Linked DNA regions of Mus musculus: regions 1, 2, 4, 5 and 6 are each linked to region 3. Evidence: chromatin loops called from intact Hi-C (ENCODE). Cell type or tissue: left cerebral cortex. All regions are shown on one strand. Region 1 overlaps Syt3 (synaptotagmin III). Region 2 holds the start of Emc10 (ER membrane protein complex subunit 10). Region 3 holds the start of Pold1 (polymerase (DNA directed), delta 1, catalytic subunit). Region 4 holds the start of Gm15517 (predicted gene 15517). Region 5 holds the start of 1700008O03Rik (RIKEN cDNA 1700008O03 gene). Region 6 overlaps Fam71e1 (family with sequence similarity 71, member E1).

Region 1 (4,000 bases), 150 kb before region 3:
TCACAACAGTCACACATTCAAAAGACAATGTAACAAAATGTCACAGGGTAGTGTCCATTGCAAAGACCACTGCGTGCTGGTTTCTTGCCTAGGGGCTGTGGTCTGAGTCTTTTGAGGTAGAAGGCCTCTGTACAGGCCCTGGGAGAGCATTCTGGAAGAGAGGGCATTGGGGAGAGGCTTAGAAGGAGGTTCAGGGGGGCAAGGTAAGAAGGGGACCCAGGCTGGGGAGACTGGGCAGCTGTGGTCACTTTTAGAAAGAGTGTAATTTATGTGTATGAGTGTTTTGCTTGCTGTGTGTCTGCAAACTATTTGCGTGCAGTGCCTGCAGAAGCCAGAACAACAGGGTGCCAGATCCCCTGGACTCAGACTTACAGATGGATGTGAGCTACCATGTGGGTGCTGGAAGCAGAACCTAGGTTCTCTGGAAGAGCAGCCAGTGCTCTTAACCTTTTATTAACCTCTCCAGACCCACCCAGTGGCCATTTTTTTATTTAGAAGCTGTGCAACCACTTCTCAGCCTTGCGAGAGCTGTTTAAAATAGCCTCTTGGGGCTGGAGAGATGGCTTAGTCAGTACTTGCTGTGCAAGTGTGAGGACCATGGTGCTTAAATTCCTAGAATGAAGGCAAAAGTCAGGTCTGGAGTCACTCCCTAAAAACCCAGCGGGGAGGAGGCAGAGATAGAAGAAACCCTGGGATTCACGGGCCAGCCAGCATAGGCTAATTGATGAGCCCCAGATTCTAGTGATAGACTTGGTCTCAAAACACAAAGTGGGACTGGGGAGACATGCAGTGAGTAAGAGCCTTTGCCATGCACGCAGGGGGTCCTGAGCCTGCATCCCCGGGCCCTATGGCTGCCCTGCCTGTAACCACAGTGTTGAGGGGAAGGGACCGCCAAGTCCTGGGGCTCCAGTGGTGAGGTTCTGGTTCAGGGAGAGACCCTGTCTCAAGGCAATAGGTGAGAGAGCAGCAATAGAGGACCCACATCCTGCTCTGGCCTCCGTATGTGCATAGGCATGCATGCACATAGATGTGGGCACCTACACACCACACATACAGTACACACATGTACACACTACACATACAGCACACACATGTACACACCACACATACAGTACACACATATACAGCACACACATGTACACACCACAATACAGCACACACATGTACACACCACACATACAGCACACACATGTACACACCACACATACAGTACACACATGTATACACCACACACAAGATACATGTGTATACACCATGTACACGTATACACACACACACACACACATACACACTTTTGGGTCCACTGTCAAAGGTGGCCATTTTCTCTGCAAAGACATCCACTTGGAAAATATTGACAACTTTGCTTCCATTGAAGCCAAGAAAAGTCAAATTACTGTAAGTTCTGTTTAGAATAATGTAGATTTCAGTAGCTTAATTTTTGTTTCTTGGTAGTTTTCTATCACTTTGATCTTCTAAGGAAAATTTACCCTTGAACAGTGCATAAACCCAGTGCCTGTCTCACACCTTTAAGACCTCTTGGGAGGTCGAGACAGGGAGTCCCCCTTGAATTTTAAGTCAGCCTGAACTACAGAGTGAGTTCCAAGTCAGACTGGGCTATGGAATGAGTGAGTCTAAGTCTGAGGCTAACCTTTTATCCAAGTCTGAGTCTGACTCTGAGGCTAAACCTAAATCTTGGTTTGAGTCTGAGGCTAACCCTAACCCTGAGTCTGAGCCTAACCCTAAACCCTGAGGCTTAGGCTAACCCCAAATCAATTCTTCTCTCTGTTGAGACTTGTATCCTCCACCACCCCACCACCACCACCCCCGCCACACACACATCCACCCCCCCACCCCACCACCACCCTCCGCCACACACACACACACACACCCCCAACCCCACCACCACCCCCCCCACACACACACATCCACCCCCCAACCCCCCTACCCCCTGCCACACACACACATCCACCCCCCCAACCACCCCCGCCACACACACACATCCACCCCCCCAACCCCCCCACCCCTGCCACACACACACATCCACCCCCCAACCACCCCCGCCACACACACACATCCACCCCCCCAACCCCCCTCCCTCACCACCCCCGCCACACACACACATCCACCAGGCTGAACAGCCAGACCCAGAGCTCAGAGCTGAGATCCTGAAAGATGGAACCCTTCCTTCTGTGAGGACAGAAGCTGTGTCTTCCTGGGCATTCACTGTTGCAATGACCTCACACACTCTACTTCTCTGTAAACTTCCAGTGAGCCACACTGCCACCACTAGGTGACACTGCAGGATGGAGACCTTCGCTGGAGGGCGGGGTTTCAGCCCAAGGTGCTGAGTGTGGCCACAGCCTGACAGCCTGACAACCTCTACCTAGACAGCCCAGCCCTCTGTGGCTCCCCAGTACCTCCTGAGGCCCGGACCTGCCTTATGGCCCCTTTCCATGACCCTGTCTTCCTTGAGTTTTTAGATTGTTATCTTTCAGGCCTCAGTTTTCCCACTGGTAGAATGGATGGTGATGCCATTTCCCAACCCCCCCCTGGGAACTAAGACAGCTTACAGAGTGGGACAGACGAATCCTGCTGGGTAAGGAGGTTGTTCTCTTTCACCCCCAATTCCAGGAGAAGACTCTGAGCAGCTTCACAAAGGGTGGCAAAGGATTGTCAGAGAAAGAGAATTCAGAGTGAGGGTAAGACACAGAGGAGGCAGGTACACCTCTGAGCTCTGACTGGAGGAGGACCACTGGGCCTGGACCCCTGGATCTGAGGGATGGGGGCTGGGCCTGAGGGAGGGAAGCTAGGCCTGAGGGAGGGGGGCTAGGCCCGAGGGAGGGAAGCTAGGCCTGAGGGAGGGGGGCTAGGCCCGAGGGAGGGACGCTAGGCCTGAGGGAGGGAAGCTAGGCCTGAGGGAGGGAAGCTAGGCCTGAGGGAGGAGGGCTGGGCCCGAGGGAGGGGAGCTGAGTCTGAGGGAGGGGATTGTGCCTGAGGGAGAAGTGTTAGGCTCCCTCCATGGTGCTGATACAGCACATGGTTGCATCCTACCCTCTCAGGTCTCTCCTCTTCAATTTTTAGGTCTGGTCAAGGCCTGGGGTTGGACCAGGCACCCTCAGGACCCATCCCTTCCTGCCCGGACTGTGAACTCATCTCCTCGAAGCCATAATGTCCGAGCGGCTGGTGCGGGGCTGCCTGGACCTACCCCTCCTTCTCCTGGAGGTGTGAGGCTAGGAGGCAGCAGGCCCAGCTCCCTGTTTCAGGGTGGGAGGTCCTCGGCCTCCATTGTCTCTCTTCTTATCCCCAGAGTTCCCCCTAGAGGCAAGGGGCCATGCATGTCTGGGGACCCCTGCCCCCAGCCCTCTGTCTGTCTATCTGTCTGTCTCTTTGCTGTTGTCCAAGTCTTGCTGTTCTGGCCTGTGTCCTCACTGTGAATGTCGACAGACCAATCCTTGATGTCCCCTGAACAGACACACCCTCCAGTGTCCACCCCTTCTGTCCCTCCATCTGCGTCTGGCCAATCCCCCCTCTGCCGCTGCTATCATCACCAGAAATAAACACACTCTGTGAGTCTCATCCCACCTGTCTCCCTGGGGCCAGGAGGTGTGCTGGATCCTGAGAGTGTGTGTGACTAGGCCACTAAGTGATTTCTCCAAGCCTTAGCCTCTAAATGATAATTACGGATGGAAACCACAACAGGATTTCCAACTGAAATTAGATGAAGTGACAGAAATTTCTCGTGTGCTTCTAAAAATCCTTCCAGAGACAGACCATCCTAGGTGATGGGCAGCTTGGAGGCTGGCTTGGCCTTCCTCTCCAGAGTATAGGCTGTCTACCCCAGGTCCAGGTGGCATGTTCTTATGCAATGACATCCAAGCAGTTATCTCAGACAGAGGCCTCCCTTATGCAACTATCTTGTCCTTAAGAATTTCACAACTTCTGCAACTGCCCAAACCTAGCTGAACTTAACTCCGGGTTGCAAAGCATTCTGGGAAAGTGA
Region 2 (4,000 bases), 53 kb before region 3:
TAACCATATCATAATAAGAAGATGGTCACAGCTGTACATTTTTGGATGGGTGTTACTAAGAACCTATCTTCCAGGCACTGGAATGAATGACAAATGGCTAGTGGGTACCAAGAAGGCTGCCTGGCATGAAATAGTTTCTTTACCCATCACACATGTACATATGCATGTACATATGCATACATATGTATGAATCAGTATATGTGTGGAGTGTACATGTGGTGCATGTGTATATATTTACATATGCATATATATGTATATGTGTATGTTTATAATCTTCATTAGCAGAAATGCAACCCAGGCCCTTGGGCACACTGACAAGCACTAAACCCTTGAAACCTTGAAGCCACAGGCATGGGGCATCTAAAGACAAGTCCTCTCCTGTCTGTGCTTTCCGCCCTCGCCACCAAAGGGCAGGCGTAAGGCTGAAGACACACTGATCTCACCGAGCTCAAATGAATGCTCCAGCAGCAAAGCCACGGTGCCACAGCCCTCAGCTTCACGGCCATCGGCCCCGGTCTGCAAGGGAGACAAGGACCCCAAGTAAGAACCACTCACGCTCTGGGCGGGGCAGAAGGACAGGCTGAAGGACAGGCCGTAGCTGCATGCTCACATCCAATCACAGGTGCTCTGCCCAGGACTGCCTCTCATGACACAGTCCATTTCCATAGCCCAAAGAAAACTCTAAAAGCTTGTTATTCTCATGTCCAATGCCCGGGTCGTTATCTTTTTGTTGGTTTTTTTGGTTTTGAGAGTCTCAGTGCACAGCCCGAGCTAACCTCTGATTCACAATTCTTCTGCCTCCACCTCTTCGTGCTGCTACTACAGGTAAATACCACCTTGCTCTGCCCCCCACCCCAGGTCATTCAGGTTTTCATTCACGAGTTCACTTCCTTTGCACATGCTAATACTCTGACCATTCACATTGGCAAGAAGCCCACTTCTCTCTGGCACATCCTAGATCCACACTTTCTTTCCCACGGTTCTGAAGCAGAGTCCCACTAAATCACTCCCTGATCCAGACCGGAGATGATCCTCCTGCCTACGTCTGCTGAGCGCTTGGGGTTACACATGAGCACCACCACCATCAGCTTAATTTCTTTGTAATTTTTCTTTTTTTAATTTTGTGTATGGATATCTGCTGCATGTACCTATGTGCCCTGTGTGCATGCCTGGTACCTGGTGTGCCAGAAGAGAATGTGCAATCCCCAAAAACTGAAGTTAGCAGACAGTCGTGAGCCTCTAGGTAGGTGCCAGAAAGCAAACCCAGGTACTCCAGAAAAGCAGTCAGTTCTCTTGGCCCTCATTTCTCCAGCACCCTATTTTTGGGGTTTTTTTGAAACAGGACCTTAGGTAGCCCAAGGTGACCTTGCACCCCACACCCAGGCCTAAGCCTTAGATGTCTTAATTTCAAGCTTCTCCTAGCCAGGCATCCTACAGCACTCTGGCTCCTGAAGGACCTGACTTCTTCGTGCATATTCAGAAACATGATTCCAACCCTAGCACTAGAGCACTGCTTCCTTGCCATATCTTTATTAATTACTTATTGAGTCAGGGTCTCACTGTGTAGCCCTGGTTGGCCTAGAACTCCCTTTGTCCTAGGCTGGCCTCGAACTCAGAAATTCACCTGTCTCTGCCTCCCGAATAGGGGTATTGAAAGCGTGCACCATCACACCCCCATTTTTGTATTTTTGAGACAATCTCAAGCAATCCAAGCTAGCCTCAAACTCCTTGATCCTCCAGCCTCAGCCTCCCAAGCACGGAGATGAGAGGCTAGCTACCACTACTCCACGCAGCTCAGGTTCCGAGCAAACCACATCCTCTCATGAATATTCATGATGGGGTCCATCTAGCGCCCACAGGAGGCCGCCCCGCCCCGGCCACTAGCACTCACCCCACGCGCGGAGGCCCCGACCCGGCAGCCGCTGCCTCGGGCTCTGCTAGGAGCCGCGGCTACCATCAGCAAGAGCACTAGCAGCCGGGTCACCCCGGCACCCGCGGCCACCATACGGGAGCGTTGAGAAAAACCGAGAGCCATACAGCCCGCTAGGAAACACAGGGTTCATCCTGAGGCTCACGCGCCTGCGCCGCACGCCGCGCCTGCGCACTAGCGCCCGTCCGCCTGCTCCCGCAGTCAGGGCGGCCATTTCTCCATCCGGGTCTCTAGGGCTCACGTTCCCGGTGACACCACCTGGGAGAGAAGTGACGTCGTTGACGTCACGGAACGCCGGGCACCCTATTGTAAAGTCACAAGCTCTAGGCCCCACCCTTTATCTGTCTGTCCCAGGCTTCACTCGGCGTTCCTCCCCAGGGCCGGGGCGTGGCGATGAAGGGCGGTCGAGATCTTAAGGCCGCTCGGGGCGGAGCAGGTGAGACCAGTTCTGAGGGGATGGAAGGTGACAAAAGGACTTCTGCCTGGAGGGGTTGGCCCTAGAGAGGGAGCCGGGGAAGGTATGGGACCAGCAATGCGGAGGCCGCTGCCCCGCATGCGCCCTCGGTCAGAGTTCATGTACCTGGCATCCTGGGATGGATGCTCGCGCTTCGCCCCTGCAGACCGCCCCCTGGCTCCAGCCTACGCCCCGTGCCGCCCTGGGCGCCTCCAACGCCACCTCCTGAGCGGCGAGTTCGACCAGCTGCGCGACTTTCCCATCTTTGAAAGCAACTTCGTGCAGGTGTGGAGCCCCGGACCTCCGACCCGTTGATGTACGGATCTCCCCCATCATTTGTCGTTCTTTCCAAGTGATCCACATCACCTCTGAGCCCGCTGGGCTTTTTGTGTCTTCAGAAGCCTTTGTCTCAGTTTCCTTGACTGTACACATATGGTTCTTGTCCTTTAATCCTAAAATCTTTGGCCCACAAGCCTTTTTTTTTTTTTTTTTTTCCTTTTTAGAGGTAATATGGCTGGTACTCTGGGCTTCACTCGTTATTCAGCAGGAGCTCTACCCCTTAGTCACACCCTAGCCCTGCACCGGGGGATTCTAGGCATGTGTGCTTATATTCTGAGCCACATTCCCAATCCCTAACCTACTGTTCATCTCCCCTAGTTCATGACCTTTCACTCTGTCAAGATCCCCAAGACCCAATCAGATTCCTGTTGAGTTCTGTTCTCCATCTATCGATCCTCTTAACCTTTGGCCCCAGGTGACCCGGTTTGGAGAAGTCGCCAACAAGGTCACCATGGGGGTGGCAGCCTCTAGTCCTGCCCTGGAGCTGCCAGACCTGCTGCTGCTGGCCGGCCCTGACAAGGAGAATGGACACCTGCAGCTCCTCGGGTGACTGCCCCTCTAAGTCCCAACTTCCTCCAACCTCCCTGCCGCCATTTTGCCACCCAGGGACCAAGATCACCACCAAACCTCTTCACTAAGAAAAATGGCAGGGCACTTCACAGAGGTCAGAAGTCAGGCGAGATGAGGGAGGACAGCCCTCAGTGGCATCACAGGGTCAGGATGGTGGCTGTTTACACAGTGCTTTCTGCTTTCCAGGTACTCTGTCCCAGAGAGATAAAGTAAAGCTCAAAGACTGGGCCCACGGCCCAGGGTCCCACAGTCCACTGTCCACTCTGCCCCTCTTCCTGAAAACTTGTGAAAATCAATACCACCAAGTACAAACCTCACATAGAACAGAACACCCCTTCCCCCAGCCTAGGCCTTGCCCTGCCTCAGCTGCATGCAGGAAACGTGTACACGCTTACAGGACATGTACATACTGTGGTATTTTTGGAGACCTGAATCCTTTCTCATCCTATCTCAGTTCACGAAAGACAGGGAGAAAATAGAAAAAAGCCAAGCCTAATAGTACAGGCCTGTCATCCCAAGACTTGAGCAGCTGAAACAGGATTGCAGGTTCAAGGCCAAATTGAGCTTTGAAAGTGGCAACCTGGACAACTTAGTGAGGCCCTGTCTTAAAAAAGTAAAAAGGGGCTCTGAGTGTGTGTGTGTGTGTGTGTGTGTGTGTGTGAGAGAGAGAGAGAGAGAGAGAGAGAGAGAGAGACCTGGTCAGTAGA
Region 3 (4,000 bases):
GGAAGGCGGTGCTATGACAAACAGTAGCTTCGCCAGTAAGTCACTCACAACATACCTCCCAGATATAAGCCAATCCATACTGGATCTGCCATTACCCATAATCCAAGCTGTATGCCTCAAAGGCAAATTCAAAGCCAAGTCTGAGCTAGAAAGCCTGAGTCTCAAAAGCCAGTAGAGGTCTGGGGGTTTAACTCAGCAGGGCTCAATACTGAGTCCCACCCCAACCCCTCACTGAGGGATTCTAGGCTGTACCACTAACTACATCCTGGCTCTCTTATTCATTTTGAGACATCATCTCACCAAGCTGCCCTAGCAGGCTTAGAACATGCCATCCTCCTGCCTCCAAAGGCTGAACAATTGTTTCATGTCACCTCTCCCAGGGCTGCCAGATCCAAGGATTCCTGTACCTCTCCTGGAGGGGTGGCCCCTTAAGCTCCTCCACTCCCACAAACTGCTTCTGTCACCTCAGTCTCCCCTTTTCCCGGACAGGGATGTTCTTGGAGGCACAACGTTCCCATTCCCCTCAGGACAGTCAGACCCAGGTGCAAGCCCCACTCGCTAGAGGGATGCTCTCTGAAGCTGCAGCATCCTGCAGGACAGCTGTCTTCACTCCCACTCCCGCTGTGGTGATGGTGGCACACTAAAACAGTAACCATTCATTTTCCCCAGGGTACCTCACACACTGCCAGCTTCACACCTGGCTCCTCCCCTGGGACCCTGCAGTGACAGTTGCTCTGGGACTGTGGGATATGTCTCACCTCCCCCACCAAACACCAAACTGGGTAAGCAGACTGTCCCATCTAGTATCAATTTGCTTGTTCTATTTAGTATATAAAGCATCACATGGGGCCCGATGTGACAGCGGAATGGATATTTGAGCTTGTTGGCCAAGCTGAACAGCCTGAGTTAGATCTTAGGGAATCCACATAGCGGAAAGAGACAACGCCACAAAGTTGTCCTCAGATCTCCACGTGCGCATCATAGCGCACGCACTAAGAAAAAAAGAAAAGGCTCTAAGGCATTACTTTTCCTCCCATTCCTACTTTTTAAAAAAAATTTGGGGTTTTGAGGCAGGGTTTCTCTTGTGTATCCCTGGTTATCCTGGATCTCACTCTGTAAACTAAACTAGCCTCAAACTCGGAGATCCGCTTGTCTCTGCCTCACGAGTGCGGGGGATAAAAGTGCGCCACTATTCCCGGCTCATTCCTACTTCTTGCTGGACTTTCTGATACCGTCGCCTTGTCTCTCGAACAGCGGAACAGGCACCAACGCCCTGCACCTCCGGCCCCTCCCTCCTGGCTAGCGTGCACGCCGCTGAGCCCACACCCGGACAGTCCAGCGCACCCCAGGTCCTAAGCTCCAGGGGATCTGTCCTTTGCATTGCCAGCCTTGCTCTATCCTTCCCCCAGCTGCAGACATTCTGCGAGCACTCTGCTCGAGGCGTCAGCTGCGCGACCGAGCGCCCCATACTCTTCTTCCTTACTTACCGCCTCAAACAGCTTTTCCCGCCACAAGATACGCCGCCGTGACCCCTGAACCCTCTGCGCGCAGGCCCAGAGCTGCGGCGCGCCCGCTGGGTCCCGCCCCTAGCCCGCTTGGGCGATCAAACCACGTCCCACTCTGGAGGACCCACAACCACGCCTCTCGCAAGTGGCCCCGCCCCATGACGCTAACGGAACAAGGACACGCCCCCAGCATCCTGGCTCTTAGGGGTTTGGCCTGCGGTCCCCGAGCGCCCACTGCAGGAGCGTTAGAAGACTGCCACAGTGGATGCTACCCTGATGCTTTGCTAGAAGCAAGCTTCTTTTCTGTTTTCCTCAGAGTCCCTACACGCCCAGGTTCTTGTATAACTTCTGTTGCCCCACAAATCATTTCCTGACTTATGACACTCATGGCCAGATGCAGTCCTCAGCTTTTGAAAACCTGGCCCTAAGAAGTGTTCTTTTGGGCTGGTGAGATGGCTCAGTGGGTAAGAGCACCCGACTGCTCTTCCAAAGGTCCGGAGTTCAAATCCCAGCAACCACATGGTGGCTCACAACCACCCATAATGAGATCTGATGCCCTCTTCTGGTGTGTCTGAAGACAGCTACAGTGTACTTACATATAATAATAAAATAAATAAAATTAAAAAAAAAAAAAAAAAAAAAAAGAAGTGTTCTTTTGAGACCCTCCTCTTAAAGTTCCTCTCCTTTTCCACTGGCCTCCATCCGCCTTAGTGTCTCAAACTATGCTGTATGAAGATAACCTGTCTTCGGCGGAGCGACCCCTACCCCTGTGGCCTGAACCTAGACCAAGCGCAGTCACCTGGGCAGAGAGATGGCCCACCCTCTCCACACTGGGCTCAGGAATGGCTTGTACTCAAACTTTATTTTTGTTTTTTTATTAAATAAAAGGGGCAGAAGAGAGGGCCTGTGGTCTCCCAACTGTGGGGGGCCACCTGCCCTAACCTCTCTCCACTCAAGGTGCATGGTGTGGTAGGCTGAGGTGTAAGCGTGGGTGGGAGGGCAGCTGGGAACGGTCAGAGGCTAGGACCTGTGACCCTCACCACTCTTGGAAGACTCAATGGGTGGGGTGGGGCCTTCTAGTGCCAACTGCCGCTGAGTTTGAGGCTGAGCCCGAGGGACTGGGCCGTGACAATGTCCTCCCACCCCAGGAGGAGAGGTGAAGAGTCCATCTTCAAGAAGACACCACCAAGGCTGGGGCACTTGTGGCTGCCCCTACTCGTGCACATCCCAGATCTCGGACAGCAAGGGCGGCAGCTTCTTGTCCTGGAGTCGCAATGCAAAGACCTGCTCCGAGTGCACGGAGCTGAGGGTGCGCAGGCTCACCAGCTTCATGAGCATGCGTGGGAAGCGGAGCTGGTCCTGCAGGGAGAGGAGGCAAGTCGGTCCTGCTGGGGCCCTGTCCTGCAAAGCCAGCTTTGTCTGGAAAGCCAGCACCCTGAGTGGTCAGGCCCCAGGCTCAGTGTGCCCAACATGTGCCACTGGACCCCAATACTGAGACTGCTCATATACAACAGGCAGCTCCCGTACCTGTGGGCGCTTGATCCTCGTGTAGGAGAGGAGCGCCTCCACGTAGGGCTGCTGCAGGGCCTCCACACGGCTGGGCTCCTGCACATTAGGCCGATCGGCTGAGAAGATGTTGATGGCGATAAGCAAGGCATACTCTGCATCGTCCAGGCCCAGCCGCCGCATGGCCCGCGAGAACTCGAAGATGGGATTGATGAATTCCACCTGCAAGCCTGCAAGAGCAGCCCCAGCCCAGCTTCACACCGGACCCTGGTCCCAGGGCACTCAAAGGGGAAGGAAGGACAGCCTGTGACAGTTACTCCGGCTTCCGCCCCACACAGACCCTGTGAGTGCCTCTTACACGATGCATCTGGCCTCGCTAAACATGATCTTTCCTTGCCAGTGCCTGCCTGGCCTGGAGGGCCAACGGGGCAGAAACCCCAGGACCAAGTCAGTGCCTTCCACAGACCTGCACGGTGGAAGTCGTCCTTGCTGTAGGTGAAGTCCTTCAGGAACGTGATGCATTCTGTCTCGTGGTTGTAGCGTCTGGCTGTTTCTAGCAACATGATCTGGAGGTGACAAGGTACAGGGCTCTTCAGCTGCCCCAGAGTCAAATGTGCCAAGACCAGCAGGCTGCCACCCTTCTGCCAGGTAAGACATTCTTAACTTTCCTTCCTTCAACTCTATCACCCACTGCCCCATCCAAGGCCACTAACCCCACATTACCGTGAGGCCCAGGCTAGAGGTTTAATTCTTAGCATTCAGAACTCTGCACACAGTTAACTCTCAATACTTCATTATCCTTGATTTGGCTCCAATATCCATTCCTTTGGAGTCTTTGGGTCATTTTCCTGTTTAACAGCCCATCTGATATCCTCCGTTATTCTCTACCTCAGCCCATTTCCCTTTTCTCCCTGGCTGGCTCTCTGGAGGCTCCAGATACCTTGTTGGATGGGACCCTGCAGCTGACTACACCCCACAAGGGTCAGGAC
Region 4 (4,000 bases), 290 kb before region 3:
CTAGGGAATCAAACTCAGGTCCTCACACTTAAGTACTTACCCACTGAGTCACCCCTGAGCTCCTTTGCTGGGGTGGGGGTGGGGGATTACTTAAAAAATGGTGAAGACATCTTTGTGAGTCACCGAAGGTCATTCCACTGGCAGGCGTCAGAGCTGGGATTAAGCCCACACTGGCATCACCCTAAGTGGCTTCTCACCATGTGTGTCCCCCTCTCAGTGTCCAGCCTGAGGTATCACTGCAAAGAGTGGGGCCCCTCCAGTGGTGCATTCCCTCTATGCACAGCTGGTAGCCATCAGTGGGAGGTGGAGGCAGTTACACGCACACGCGTGCATGCACACACACACACACACACACACACACGTATCTCCCCTCTCCTCTGTACCTCTAATAACCTGGAAAGTCATTTTAAAGGTATAAAGAGGAGTCAGGAACCTACAAAGAACACTGAGTGGTCACAGTCAAAGTGCCTTGCTGCTGTCTCTGTGGTCCAGAGCTCAGAAGCTGTCACCTACCAGCACCAGGCTTCACACCACGATGAACATTCTGCCACCTTCACAAGCTGGGGGACCAAATTCTAGGCTAAGTCCTGACTGTTAGTTCCCACCCTTGCATCTGGCAGACACGAGGATGCCATTTTGCCTGTACCACTGGACCCCGTCTTTATACCTCAGTCATTCTCCTGCCTCAACATACCAGAGCCAATCTGTTCCTTCCCTGCTCACAACTCTCCCATGGCTCCCCAGCACACTCTAGGGAAGAAAAGAGAACCCAGTGTGGAGATCCAGGTCCGTACTCTCCAATCTCATAGGTCTTCATGCTGGATTTAGGTACCATGAGTGAATTACACACCCACATCCCCTTCCCCACCAATCCCCAGTGTGAATGTCTCTTCTACCCAAAATGCCCTTCCCTGGTCTCCATGGTCACCATTCTGGTCTCCCCGACAACCCCCTCCCATTCTCGGAGCCTCTTTCCTGTCTGACTCCGAGGTCTGGGTGAGGGAGGCCAAGTGCTGTGCGGCTAGGACCCATGGCTATGAACTTGCAGGAAGTGAGGACAGGTGAAGGGGCTGGGGCAGAGGTGGGGGGAGGGAGGGGAGGGAGCTGACTCCTGACCTCCTCCCCCAGAATGTGACCTTGGCCATGGCCGTGTTCACCATCCTAGCCTCCATCTACTTCTTCAACAAGGTGAGGGGGAGGCGGGATGAGAGGGCTCTGTCTCTCCTGTCTCTCTTCATTTGGCCCTGGAGCTTTTACTATCCTGAGCTGCCACGTGTCTACATTGTACTTCTATCTCTGCTCTAGGCTCAGCAGTAAGAAGGCATGACGCCCCACTCCACCAGCTTGGCCCCCGCCTGCTCTGCCATTGCGCTGGCCTCTGAGATCCAATAAATGTAACAGCACCAGACCAAGGCTCCCTGCTCCCTAAGCCCTGCTCCCCACAACCATGGATCTCAGCAGGAAGATGAAAAGGAGAGACCTGGTCCCTAGATCTCAGGGAGGAGGCTAGGGACCTGTCCCTCCAAGTCTATGGGAGGAGGCTGGGCCCTGGACCTCTGAATCTGAGGGAGGAAGCTGGGTCCTGGACCTCTGGGTCTGAGAAAGGAGACTGGGTCCTGGATCTCAAAATCTGTGGGAAGAGGCTGGGCCCTGGACCTCCAAGTCTGTGGAAGGAGGCTGGGCCTTGGATCTCTTGCATCTGTGGGAGGAGGTTGGGCTTAGAGTCCTATGTCTGTGGGAGGAGTGCTGGAGCTTGGACCCCTAGGTCTGAGGGAGAAGTGGGTTTTGAAGAATGCGTAGGAATCTTTAGGTCACATGAGTATTTAAGGGGCATTTCAGCTGTGAGTGCCAGGGCACAGAAAAGAACTTCCAGGGCCCAATTCTCCATCTGGCACTAAACAGCTTGCTCAGGACTTCAGACCTGTCTCTCTGAGCACTCCTACCCAGCAAAGGTGAAAATCTGTTTAAAGAAAGGCCACACTAAGGATTGCCAGAGATCAAAGGTGTGGGCAGATGTTGCGACTGTGTGTAAAGAGTCTGGATATAATTCCTTCCCTGGTTATCTTAAAAAATGATAATATTTCTTCCTTTTATTTTTTTCTTGTCTTAGCAAACTCCTATTCAACTGTGATCACCTGCCATCAAATCCCTTTCCAATAGAAGTGTCCAGAACCCCAAAATAGAGGAGATCTGTTAGCACACGCCAACCTTCCTGCCTCCTCCAACCTCCCCAAAGTGAAAAAAGAAAAATCATTTGTATGCTCTGGGTCTTCGGGAAAAGGACTAGAAATTTCCAATCACGAACAGATTTGTAAATCCGTTTAGTTCAGATCCGCGCAATTTTAGTGGGTTACAAGCAAACTGAGACCAAGACGAACTAGCGGTCGCGCCCTCTGTTGATCAGAGCCAGTAACAGCACCCTTTGTCCTCAAATGCAAGGACTCCTTGTACGCAAAACCAGAAATGGCCGCATGGTGGCGGTGTCAGACTATTTTCCTAGATTTTAATTGGCAGGAGACTGAGACTCCTGCCTGAGCTCTCAACCAGGTATTTCCCAAGCATCCACCTCCTCCTGTAAATAGAGTGGCCTCTCCCTCCCTGCACCTCCCTACCCACATGGCTCACACCAGGCCCTTCTGCTATACCCTTAGCCCCGTAACTCAAAAAAACGGCTGAGCAGCCGCACCCTAACGGCTTTTCACCTGCTGTGCCACACACTCCGAGCGGGCTGAGGAGCCCTTTGCAACCCCTAGTCTGCGAGTCCTCCATTGAAAGCTTCCGGAGCAAACCTTCCTGCCTCACCCCGTCTCTTCACTCTCCAGGTGGGCTTGGCTGTCAGCGGTTTTTCAACCGCGGAACCAAGTCAACCTTTGCGCCCTCCACATCCCTCCTTCCCCCAGGGCTTGACCATTTATGTGGTTTCTGAGTCCTCAGGGAGCTATCAACTTGGCATTTTCTCAACCGCAGTCCAGCGGAGATGGATGTGTCTCGGGCCGGCGCTGTGGAGAGCCACTGAGGGCTTTGTCAATTCCCACCACTGGGCTTGGGGTGGGACGGAGCATCGATTCTGCTCTGAACGTTCCCCAGGGTGCTATGAATGGGCAGCTGGGGTTCTGAGGCGGCTCCTTTTTGTGAGGAAGCTGAGCGCTTCGAATGGGTAGCTCTGCTGCCCGGGAAATTCTTTCACAGACCTTCACTCAGACAAAGATGGGATTTTTTTTTTATTATTATTATCACTATGCTTATTTTTAAAAGTAAATACTTGTTTTTGTTTTTCGAGGCAGTGTTTCCCTGTGTAGCCCTGGCTGTTCTGGAACTCACTCTGTAGACCAGGCTGGCCTCGAACTCAGAAATCCACCTGCCTCTGCCTCCCAAGTGCTGGGATTAAAGGCATGCGCCACCACTACCCGGCTAGTAAATACCTGTTATATGCCAGGATTATAGTATGTGCTTTAAAGATTATAATTTAGTTAATCGACTTATTTCTGAGTCAGGTTAGCTGGAACTCACTATATAAGACCAGATTGGCCTTGAAGTCGCAGACATCTGCCTGTCCTAGAATAAAAGGGTGAACCACCACCCCTTGATCTTATTTTACTTTTAAATTGCGTATGTGTGCGTGTGTGTGTGTGTGTGTGTGTGTGTGTGTGTGTGTGTGTGTGTGTTCATGGAACCCAGAAGAGGGTTTAGATTCCCTGGAGCTAGAGAGTCCTAGGCAGCTGCAAACCACCAGACATGGGCACTCGGAAACTCGAAACTCAGGTCCTCTGCAAAGGCAGTGAGGACTCCTAAGCACCCAGCCAGTGTGAAGCAGAGTTAGAATTAAGAAACAGTTTTAGGGCTGGAAAGACGGCTAGTGGTTAAGGGCTGGCTGCTTTTCCAAAGGACCGGGTTGGATCCCCAGCAACACACCACAGCTCAAAACCTTCTGTTTCAGGGGTTCTGGTGCCTCCGTGGGCACTGCACCCCTGCGGCGCACAGGCACAGAAAAAAAAATTTA
Region 5 (4,000 bases), 180 kb before region 3:
AGACATAGATCCTTCAACAAGACCAGATCCACTCCTTAGTGACAAAGCAGTCAAATACATGAGCTTCTAGAAGCTACTCTTATTCAAACCACAATACCCAGTGAGAAGGTGGAGTGTGGCTCAGTGGTAGAGCACCTGCCTAGAATCCACCCGTGAAGGACTAGGATCATGTCAGTGTTAGAGCCCCTGTCTGACACCACAAATCTTTAGGTTTGATCCCAAAACTGGGGGAAAATAAAGTATTTACTAATTCACTTGATGCAAGAATTTCACTCCTCACTCAGCGGTGGTGGCACACGCCTTTAATCCCAGCACTTGAGAGGCAGAGGCAGGTGGATTTCTGAGTTCGAGGCCAGCCTGGTCTACAGAGTGAGTTCCAAGACAACCAGGGCTATACAGAGAAACCCTGTCTCGAAAAACCAAAAAAAAAAAAAAAAAAAAAAAAGAATTTCACTCCTCAATAGCATCTCTGTGCTTCCTGTGTGTCTTGGAGGACAATGGAGAACACCCTTTCACCGGAAAACTTAAAAAGATTATTAGCCAAATGACTAATAGCCACTCTGTCCTGAGAACTCCCAGTTTAGAATGGCAGAGGAAATTCTCCCCCCAGGCAATCCCAGAATGCCTCCCTGAGGAGGTGTAGGTTACAGTGAGACTTAAAGACTGTAGGAGTTTGCTACATTTTGTAGTTTGGATGTGAAAAGTCCCTACTGGTTCACATTTGAACGAATGATACCCAGTTTTGAAGACGGTGGGCTGTTGTGGAGGTGAGGGTCTAGGTGGAGGAAGGTGACCACATGGGGTCTTGAGGTTTATAGTTCTCTTCCCAGGTACTCAGAAATAGTCATTAGGCTTATACCGAAATGTTCCAGCTCCGGTTCATTATCTCCACCAGGTAAGCATCCAAAAAACTAGGACCGCCTGAGCCCCAGTGGTAAAGCTTCTTGTTAAATGGGCCTCGGCTAGAGCTGGAAACCCCTGTGCAGAAGAATAAGGTCATCTTGTTTCCTCTTACTCGGTCGGCCAAGTGGGCAGCTTAGTGTTTGCAGCTGAAGTGGCAGGAGAAGACATCTAGGGAGCCCTCAGAATGAAGACTTCTGGAGAGAATGGTTGGAATTGTAGTAGCTGCTTTGTGACCGTGAGGTAATAGCAAGCCAAAGTTATGTGCTATGCCAAGGAAATGTGTCTCAAATCAAAACTCTGAGAGATGAAAGAAACTGGCTCCCTAGTGGTGTCCCTGACTTTAATCTCTCTGTACTTTTTGTATAGAACAAATGCCATTTCTACTTTTACAGAGTTCACATTTCTGTTACTTACAGCCATGCAGAATCTTCTTGGGATGACATCAACTCAGCATTTGGGAAGTGAGCTGTGCTGGAAAGGGCTGCAAGCCTGGGGCTGACGTGAGCAAGAGACAGCTATAGTCTAGCTGCGTGTTAGGAAGACTCCCTGGAACCAGGTTGTGCCCAGGTGAAGCAGAAAGACTTAATGATGGGGAGGCAAAGTCCCTGTGGCAAACTCAACTATGGGCAAAGAAAGTAAGACAGGGCTGGGGGGTGGGGTCGGGGCTCTGAGTGGGGCTGTGGTGGAAGATTGGCACCTAGGGTTTAGTTCTGCATCTGGGTTGGAGGTGGGGCTATCTGAAAATAAGAACCAGGGATTGAGGACAGGAAGACGTTGAACTACTGTGCAAGACCAAGGAGTGAAGGTATCTAGGGAAAATAGACTCAGAAGCGTTGTTGAAGCCCAGGAGGTTCATGGGAACTGCAGTTCTGGGCCCAGAAATATTAGCGGGGGGCGGAGGAGGGGGGAACGACACTGCAGCATTTCATGGTAAATTCTTTGTAAACCGAGGGTATGTGCCAGGGAACTGCAGAGGGTGAGGGGAACAGAGTTCTAAATCTGAGTGTTGGCTAGGGAACTGCAAGTGTCTCATGGGATATGTAGTTTGGGGCCCAGAAGTTACGTTCAGATAGCTGCAGCACTTCTTGTTAAAAGATTATTAATGAGCCCGGTAACTGCAGAGGCTGGTGGGAAATGTAGTTCTGGACCCAGAATACTGACCAGGGACCCGCAGAGTCTTTGCTAGAGATCTGCAAGGCCTTCTGGGAAATGTAGTTTTGATTTCAGAATATTGGCAAGGGAGCCTCTTGGGAAAAGTAGTATGAGCTCAGAGAATTATTAGCAGGGGGACTGCAACAGCTTCTGAGAGATGTGGTTTGAGGCTTCCCACACTGGCCAGAGACTTGCAGAACCCCCAAGGGCAATGCAGTTCTGTACCCAGAGTATCAGCCAGAGAAAGGCAGGGGCTCCTGGGAAATGTAGTTCTAGGCTCGAGGACCAACAGTGTGGGAATGCCGGTTCGCCGGCCCCCAGACCTGCTCACCTGTCTCCCTGTGTGAGCCAGGGGCGCCCAGGTTGGGGGAGATTAAAGGCTCCACCTCTGGCTGCATCCTGGAGAAGCGGGTCTGGGGAAGTCCAGAAAGATGGGGCGAGATGCTCGCACTGGGCCACACAGCGCAGCTCTTTTCCTGGACTTCTGCTTCTTGCTCTTTGAAACCACGAGGGACAAACACGGAACTGGAAGGCTGAGACCACAAGGACACACGCTTTCCCCTAACCTCCGGGACTCGGTGTGCGCCCCACCTCCTGTTTCCCTGCAACTCTACTTCCGTCTCCATCTCTTCCTGTCTCATGGCTTCTCTTTCTTCAGCCCTCCTGAACCATCCCTGTCCCCGGTTTTCACAATTCTCTGTCTGCCTCCCTCTAAACCCCCTTTCCCAGTTGTCCTCCACATTTCTCCCAGAAGTCTCTGCCCTCTGTCCCACCTCCCTGGTCTTTTTCTCCATCAGCTTCCCCAGCACCTCCCCAGCCCCCTGGATTGCCCCCTCCTCATTGCAGTCCTTCACCAATCTTGTCACCCTCTCTGAGCCTCCCTATTTCCCGTTCCCCTTCTCCCAGGCCCATTCCTCAGTCTCTCTTCCATAGCTGCTTCAGCTTCCACTCCCACCACCTCGCCCTTCTCTCTTCCCCTCTCTGAGCCCACTTGCCCTCTGCTCAGCACCGGCTAGACTCCTGGAGACAAACAGAAACTGAGTTCTCTAGGGGGGAGGGGACGGTAGGCAGGGTCTGGTTACCATGGTGCCCAATGTGAGAGCAAGGCTGGGGCTCTTATTCCTGAACGTGAGAAAAGTGTCATTGGGTGCCAGGCTTGGGGGCTTTCTGCAGGCAGGTGCCGGGTAGACTATCCTTTGTGAGTTCGGACCTGTGAGGCGAGGAGGCTGTAAAACCCTTTAGCTGTCTCGTCTATGCATCCACAGGCTCACTTTTTGTAGCCTGTTTCTCCCTCTTAATAACTGCCTATGTATCCCGGTCTGGTCTTGAACTCAGTCCCTTATCCAGGCAGGCCCTTGCCTTCCAGAGTCAGAAATGTTAGGAATGTGTCACCACGCCCCTTCTGACAATAGAGTCCCCAAGCTCCCTTCCCAGGTGGTCTTTGTTGTCACTGTGGCTTTCTGAGCTAATTTACAAATCAGTCCCGATTCTGGAGCACAGCTAGGAGTCTCTTTCTCTTTCTTTAAGGGCAGGCGTCGCCACGGTGTTACCTTGTAGATTCGGAACTTGCCAGAAGGCAAAGATGAAGGAAAGACCGCCTGGCTGGATCCAGCTGTGCCTGAAGCTCTCAATTTTTTGTTAGAAATTGAGAAACCTAAACTTTGATCAATTTAGCTGGTTTTGATTGGTTGTTTTGCTTTGGGGAGGGGGATTGGTTTTTAGTGTTTTTTCAACACAGTGCTCACTATGTACCCGCACCCCCACCCCACCCCCCTTGAACTTACTATGCAGACCAGGCTGGCCTACATACAGTTGGCCCCCTCTGCTTCCTTAGTGCTGAAATTAAAGTTGTGCCCCGCTATGCCTGGCTGTTACTGGCCACTTAAAAAGCTCATACACTTCAATGGTCTCATTCAGTCTTCTGTAACCATGATTTCCAACATTT
Region 6 (4,000 bases), 47 kb before region 3:
AGTAGTGGGAGTCCACAGCGATGGTGACATGGACTAGACCATGACTGAGCCTCCCCTTCTCTCTTCAGGCTGTTTCCCTTGCAATTTGTGCAGTTGTTTGTGCATGATGAGAGCCGCCAGCAGCTCAAGGTCAAGTTCCGAACTGGCCGCGCCTTCTACTTGCAACTGCGCTCTCCTCCAGAGACCCGCGACTGCGAGTTTGGCCGCTGGGTGCGGCTGCTCTACCGCCTGCGATTCCACTCGCCCACCTGCGCAGTGCCCTTCACGCACGAGGACACTGCGCCTGAGGAAGAGGAGGAGGAGGAGGAGGAGGAGGAGGAGGAGGAAGTCAAGGAGGGGCAGTTGCAACCCCCGGAGGTGAGGGCGGGACCTCGAGCCCAGGGATGTTGGGCCAGGAAGGATGGAAAGGGACCAGGTAGGCCTGCTGGGGCCTGGACCCCTGGGTCTGAGGGAGGAGGGCTGGGGCCTAGACCTCTGGGTCTGAGGAAGGAAAACCAGTCCTGGATCTCTAGGCCTAAGGAGAAAGGAACTCCTCCCTTCTTCCATCTTCTTAGGGGTTCTAAGGAAAAGGCTACAGGGTCTGCAGCAGACTAGGGACTGTGTGGCTGATATTGTTAGCCCAGGTGCCCTAAAAGAAACCACACAGCCATCTCCCAGCCTTTGCCTGGCACCAAGTGGGTTCTTGGCACCAAGTGGGTTCTAGGGAGAGAAACCGTCTCACTGAAGGGGTGGGCTACAGCTGGCCGTACATGTCCAGTTCCCTGAAAGGGGAACTGAGGATGACAGTTGTGGAAGGTGAGGCCTCTTCCCAAGACGCCCACAGGCCCACCTCTCTCAAACCCAGACCCTCATGCTGGTCAGGCTCTCAGATGTACACTCTTCTTAGTTTCAAGCCACAGAGGCCAGACTCGACCCGCAGGTCTCAGAACTCTGGGGGCTCTGACTCAGACAAGATCCTTCCAGATCGCCAAAGGACCAGAAATCAAGTCAGCTCAGCTCAGAGCCAGAGAGATGGAATTTTAAACTTAATAAAGATCAGGCTCTTAAAACCTACACTGAAGCCCTGGTTCTTTATGTGACAATCACCAAGGCAACAGGCTGCCTCCAGGGCTTCCTCTAGGCCTCTCTGCCTTTGGTGCCTTGATATGCAAGGGTTTTCCAATTGGCTTCCCTTTTTTCCCTCCGCTGGAGGTGACATCCAGAGCCTCCACCTTCTAAGGAAGACCCCACCCTCAGCCACACCCCATCCCCTCACTATGGTCTAGACAGGGGCTCTACCACTGAGTCCCTGAGCTCTCTTTTCACTTTTTATTTTAATGCAGGGTATCATTTAATTGCCCAAGACGTCTCTGCCCTTTCTACCTCTGCCTCAGCCTTCCAGATAGCTAAAATGACAGCTGTACCCAGACCTGTCTTGGCTGTCCTTTGTGGGTGGTGACAGGCCTGTGTCCTCCTCTCTGTAGGTAATGTTCAAGAGAGTTTAGGCCACAGGGCATGAGCTCCACCTTTGACTCTTGTAAATGCCATGACAAGCAGTTCCCCCAGCAGACGCTGTCTTCCAAGATGGTGACCGCAATGACTAACCCCACCCACAAGGGGACAAGAACTACAGACTCTGGAAAGATGGACACATGATAATTTGAGCAACAGTTCTTTATCACAGTGATCATTCTGGAAAGATGACTGCCATCCCAAGAGTTGCAGCGCTGGTGTCCGGGTTCTGATGACTTATTTAGCAGGTGATGAGCTGTCACTGTGGCACTGCAGGAGAAATGAGAGGTGGGTGAGGCAGGGTAAGATGGACTGCACCATGTCTCTACCCAAAATCCGCCAGCAGAGGGAGCAAGAGAGTTCCCATCCAGCAAACACCAGTGTAGTCATGGTCCTCTCTCTCTCTCTCTCTCTCTCTCTCTCTCTCTTTCTCTCTCTCTCTCTCTCTCTCTCCCTCCCTCCCTCCCTCCCTCCCTCCCTCAGCAGGGCTGCATGTAACCCCAGATATCCTTGAACTCAAATATGTAGCTTGAACTGCTAGTCCTCCTGCTTCCACCTTCCCAATGCTGGGATGACAGTCATCCACCACTGTGGCCAGCTTACAGAGTGCTGGGGATGGAGCCGAGGCTTTGTGCTAGACAAACACTGTCTCCAGACCCACAGAAAGAGAAAGGGTCTCATGGCATCCAACATTCCACATAGTTGAGGCTCTTGATATCTCAAGCACCTAAGAACTATGGCTACAGATGTGCTTTGACATGCCGGGCCTTTTGTTTTTAAAATTGTTTCTAATGTTTTAAATTTATTTATTTTATGTTGAGTGCATTGTAGTTGTCTTTAGACACCCTAGAAGAGGGCATCAGATTCCATTAAAGATGGCTGTGAGCCACCTTGTGGTTGCTGGGAATTGAACTCAGGACCACAGGAGCAGCCAGTATTCTTAACCACTGAGCCATCCCTTCAGCCCTTGTTCTAAAATTTAATCAGTTATTTTATGTGTGTGTTTATGTTCTCCATGTGCAGGGCCTAAAGGGGGCTTTGGAGCCCCTGGAACTGGTGCTACCAATGGCTGTGAGCCATCATGGAGTCCTGGGAACTGAACTCGGGGCCTCTTGAAGAGCAGCCAGTGCTCTTAACCACTGAGTCATCTCTCTAGCCCTTGATTTTTCACTTTATAATGTTTTGACGGGATCATACTATGTAACTCAGGCTGACTTAGAATTCACTCTGTAGCATAGGTTGGCTTCAAACTCACATCTCCTAGATCAGCTTGAGCATTCTTGGGTACTGGAATGACAGATGTGCAGCACACCCCAGACAGTTTAAAAGTCATTTTAAATCCCAAATGGGGATGCTCTGAGAACCTGCCAGCTGTCAGAAGTCAGCGGGAGTCTGCCGTGAGGATGCATCTGAGCTGACTTAGTCACCCACAAGAAGACCCCAGAATAGAGGGTGGCTCAGCCTGACTCCAGAATGCAGCCAGTGGGAGGGGGAGGCGGGGTGCTCCCAGAACTGTCCCTGAGGGGCTGAAGATCCTGTTTGCTAAGCTGTCTCAGGGCCAGGGACATCAGCATTGTCAAGTGTCTCCAGATCAAGCAGGGGCATGCTAATGTGTACTCTGGGCCACCTGATCTGCCTCCTTCCACAATGTCTTGGGGACTGAATCCAGCAAAGGAGATGAGGAAGTTTTCTTGGAAGATGGTTCAGCATATGCCAGAGACCAAGAGTAGGGACATATGTAGCCACTGTAGTCCCACCAAGACACACGACACCACTGTGGTCCCACCAAGACACGCGACACCGAATTCCAGGCTGGAAAGACTGTGGTGATGGTGGGGGAGTTTGACGAGTAGGGGAGCGCTAGCTCAACTCTGATTCCAGGGGCGAAGGACAGGAGGAGGCTTGACAGAGGAGGGATTGCAGGTGGGGCACAAGCTAGGGCTGGTGCTCTCCAACCCCAGGGCCTTTGCATGACCTGTATTGCCTTCTTGCCTGGGGCATCTGGGTAGGTTCGCCAGGGGCCCTGGATTAGGGTCAGTCAGTGTGGGACCATTCCCTTCTCACCTCGGACATCCAGTTTGCATTCAGCCAGGGCTTCCCCCAGCTCATTGAAGGCGCGGCAGGAATAGGTCCCTGCATCAAAGGGTGACGGTCGGCGGATGTTCAGTGTCAGGATGCCCTGGTAGTTGGTTATGAGGAATTTGGGATCTTCATGGATTTCCATCTTGTTCTTCATCCACACCACCTTTGGCTAGGGAAGGGAACCAGGGAGAAAGCTGACTTAAAGGGATGTCCTGGACAGAAACCATGACACTACCTGCATGGGTACACAGGAGAGACAGAGGACCCCAGTTGGCCACTATTCCTCATCACCTCCCACCTTTCCTCCCTGTGCTCCAGGCACTGCTATTTTGGGGACAGACCCGATGATGACTTCCCACCCAGGGCCCTGGGACTGTCTGCTCCCTCTCCCAACCCTGCAGTTCCTGCCTGTCCCACCCTTCCCTGG

What was found. A loop is a pair of places that touch in the nucleus more often than their neighbours do. Peaks named below come from ENCODE experiments on the same cell type or tissue, not always from the same donor. Only the 100,000 strongest peaks of a DNase experiment are listed, where the experiment ranks them.
Region 1: it touches region 3 in a loop (2.1-fold over the local background); 3 of 42 quality-filtered maps call a loop at or near these places.
Region 2: it touches region 3 in a loop (2.6-fold over the local background); 18 of 42 quality-filtered maps call a loop at or near these places.
Region 4: it touches region 3 in a loop (2.5-fold over the local background); 3 of 42 quality-filtered maps call a loop at or near these places.
Region 5: a loop joins it to region 3, with 2.9 times the contacts of the local background. A loop is called at or near these places in 7 of 42 quality-filtered maps.
Region 6: it touches region 3 in a loop (5-fold over the local background); 22 of 42 quality-filtered maps call a loop at or near these places.

Annotation. Positions count from the first base shown.
Region 1 is chr7:44,396,455-44,400,454 of GRCm38, forward strand. It overlaps Syt3 (synaptotagmin III), which reads left to right. Exons shown (of 11, transcript NM_001114116.1): 10 at 2,632-2,699; 11 at 3,082-3,576. The coding sequence ends at 2,697. Among named protein-coding and RNA genes, the nearest start is that of Syt3, 14 kb to the left of the region's middle. In left cerebral cortex, a CTCF peak has its summit at 2,300 (motif pointing right); a DNase peak (open chromatin) is centred at 2,313.
Region 2 is chr7:44,494,365-44,498,364 of GRCm38, forward strand. It overlaps Emc10 (ER membrane protein complex subunit 10), which reads right to left and starts at 2,054. Exons shown (of 7, transcript NM_197991.3): 1 at 1,892-2,054; 2 at 444-516. The coding sequence starts at 2,005. It overlaps Fam71e1 (family with sequence similarity 71, member E1), which reads left to right and starts at 2,231. Exons shown (of 5, transcript NM_028169.2): 1 at 2,231-2,366; 2 at 2,551-2,669; 3 at 3,139-3,269. The coding sequence starts at 2,324. In left cerebral cortex, a CTCF peak has its summit at 1,978; a DNase peak (open chromatin) is centred at 2,161; H3K4me3 peaks cover 2,735 bases; H3K27ac peaks cover 1,739 bases.
Region 3 is chr7:44,547,268-44,551,267 of GRCm38, forward strand. Pold1 (polymerase (DNA directed), delta 1, catalytic subunit) reads right to left here and starts at 1,548. Exons shown (of 27, transcript NM_011131.3): 1 at 1,488-1,548. Nr1h2 (nuclear receptor subfamily 1, group H, member 2) reads right to left here. Exons shown (of 10, transcript NM_001285517.1): 8 at 3,478-3,577; 9 at 3,033-3,241; 10 at 2,349-2,864. The coding sequence ends at 2,718. In left cerebral cortex, a CTCF peak has its summit at 1,741; a DNase peak (open chromatin) is centred at 1,641; H3K4me3 peaks cover 720 bases; H3K27ac peaks cover 476 bases.
Region 4 is chr7:44,260,484-44,264,483 of GRCm38, forward strand. It overlaps Gm15517 (predicted gene 15517), which reads left to right and starts at 958. Exons shown (of 3, transcript NM_001384596.1): 1 at 958-1,051; 2 at 1,129-1,188; 3 at 1,306-1,408. The coding sequence starts at 1,037. The coding sequence ends at 1,317. It also overlaps a transcript of Acp4 not described here. In left cerebral cortex, a CTCF peak has its summit at 2,435; DNase peaks (open chromatin) are centred at 2,449 and 2,927; H3K4me3 peaks cover 638 bases.
Region 5 is chr7:44,371,937-44,375,936 of GRCm38, forward strand. It overlaps 1700008O03Rik (RIKEN cDNA 1700008O03 gene), which reads right to left and starts at 3,094. Exons shown (of 6, transcript NM_027049.1): 1 at 3,051-3,094; 2 at 2,387-2,588. The coding sequence starts at 2,453. It overlaps Gm39001 (a long non-coding RNA gene), which reads left to right and starts at 2,561. Exons shown (of 2, transcript XR_882056.2): 1 at 2,561-2,633; 2 at 3,588-3,967. In left cerebral cortex, a CTCF peak has its summit at 1,740; DNase peaks (open chromatin) are centred at 2,036, 2,286, 2,568 and 3,079; H3K4me3 peaks cover 2,138 bases; H3K27ac peaks cover 1,969 bases.
Region 6 is chr7:44,500,082-44,504,081 of GRCm38, forward strand. It overlaps Fam71e1 (family with sequence similarity 71, member E1), which reads left to right. Exons shown (of 5, transcript NM_028169.2): 4 at 69-357; 5 at 887-1,053. The coding sequence ends at 943. It overlaps Mybpc2 (myosin binding protein C, fast-type), which reads right to left. Exons shown (of 28, transcript NM_146189.3): 27 at 3,556-3,742; 28 at 1,618-1,761. The coding sequence ends at 1,751. Among named protein-coding and RNA genes, the nearest start is that of Fam71e1, 5.5 kb to the left of the region's middle. In left cerebral cortex, a CTCF peak has its summit at 1,807 (motif pointing right); a DNase peak (open chromatin) is centred at 1,818.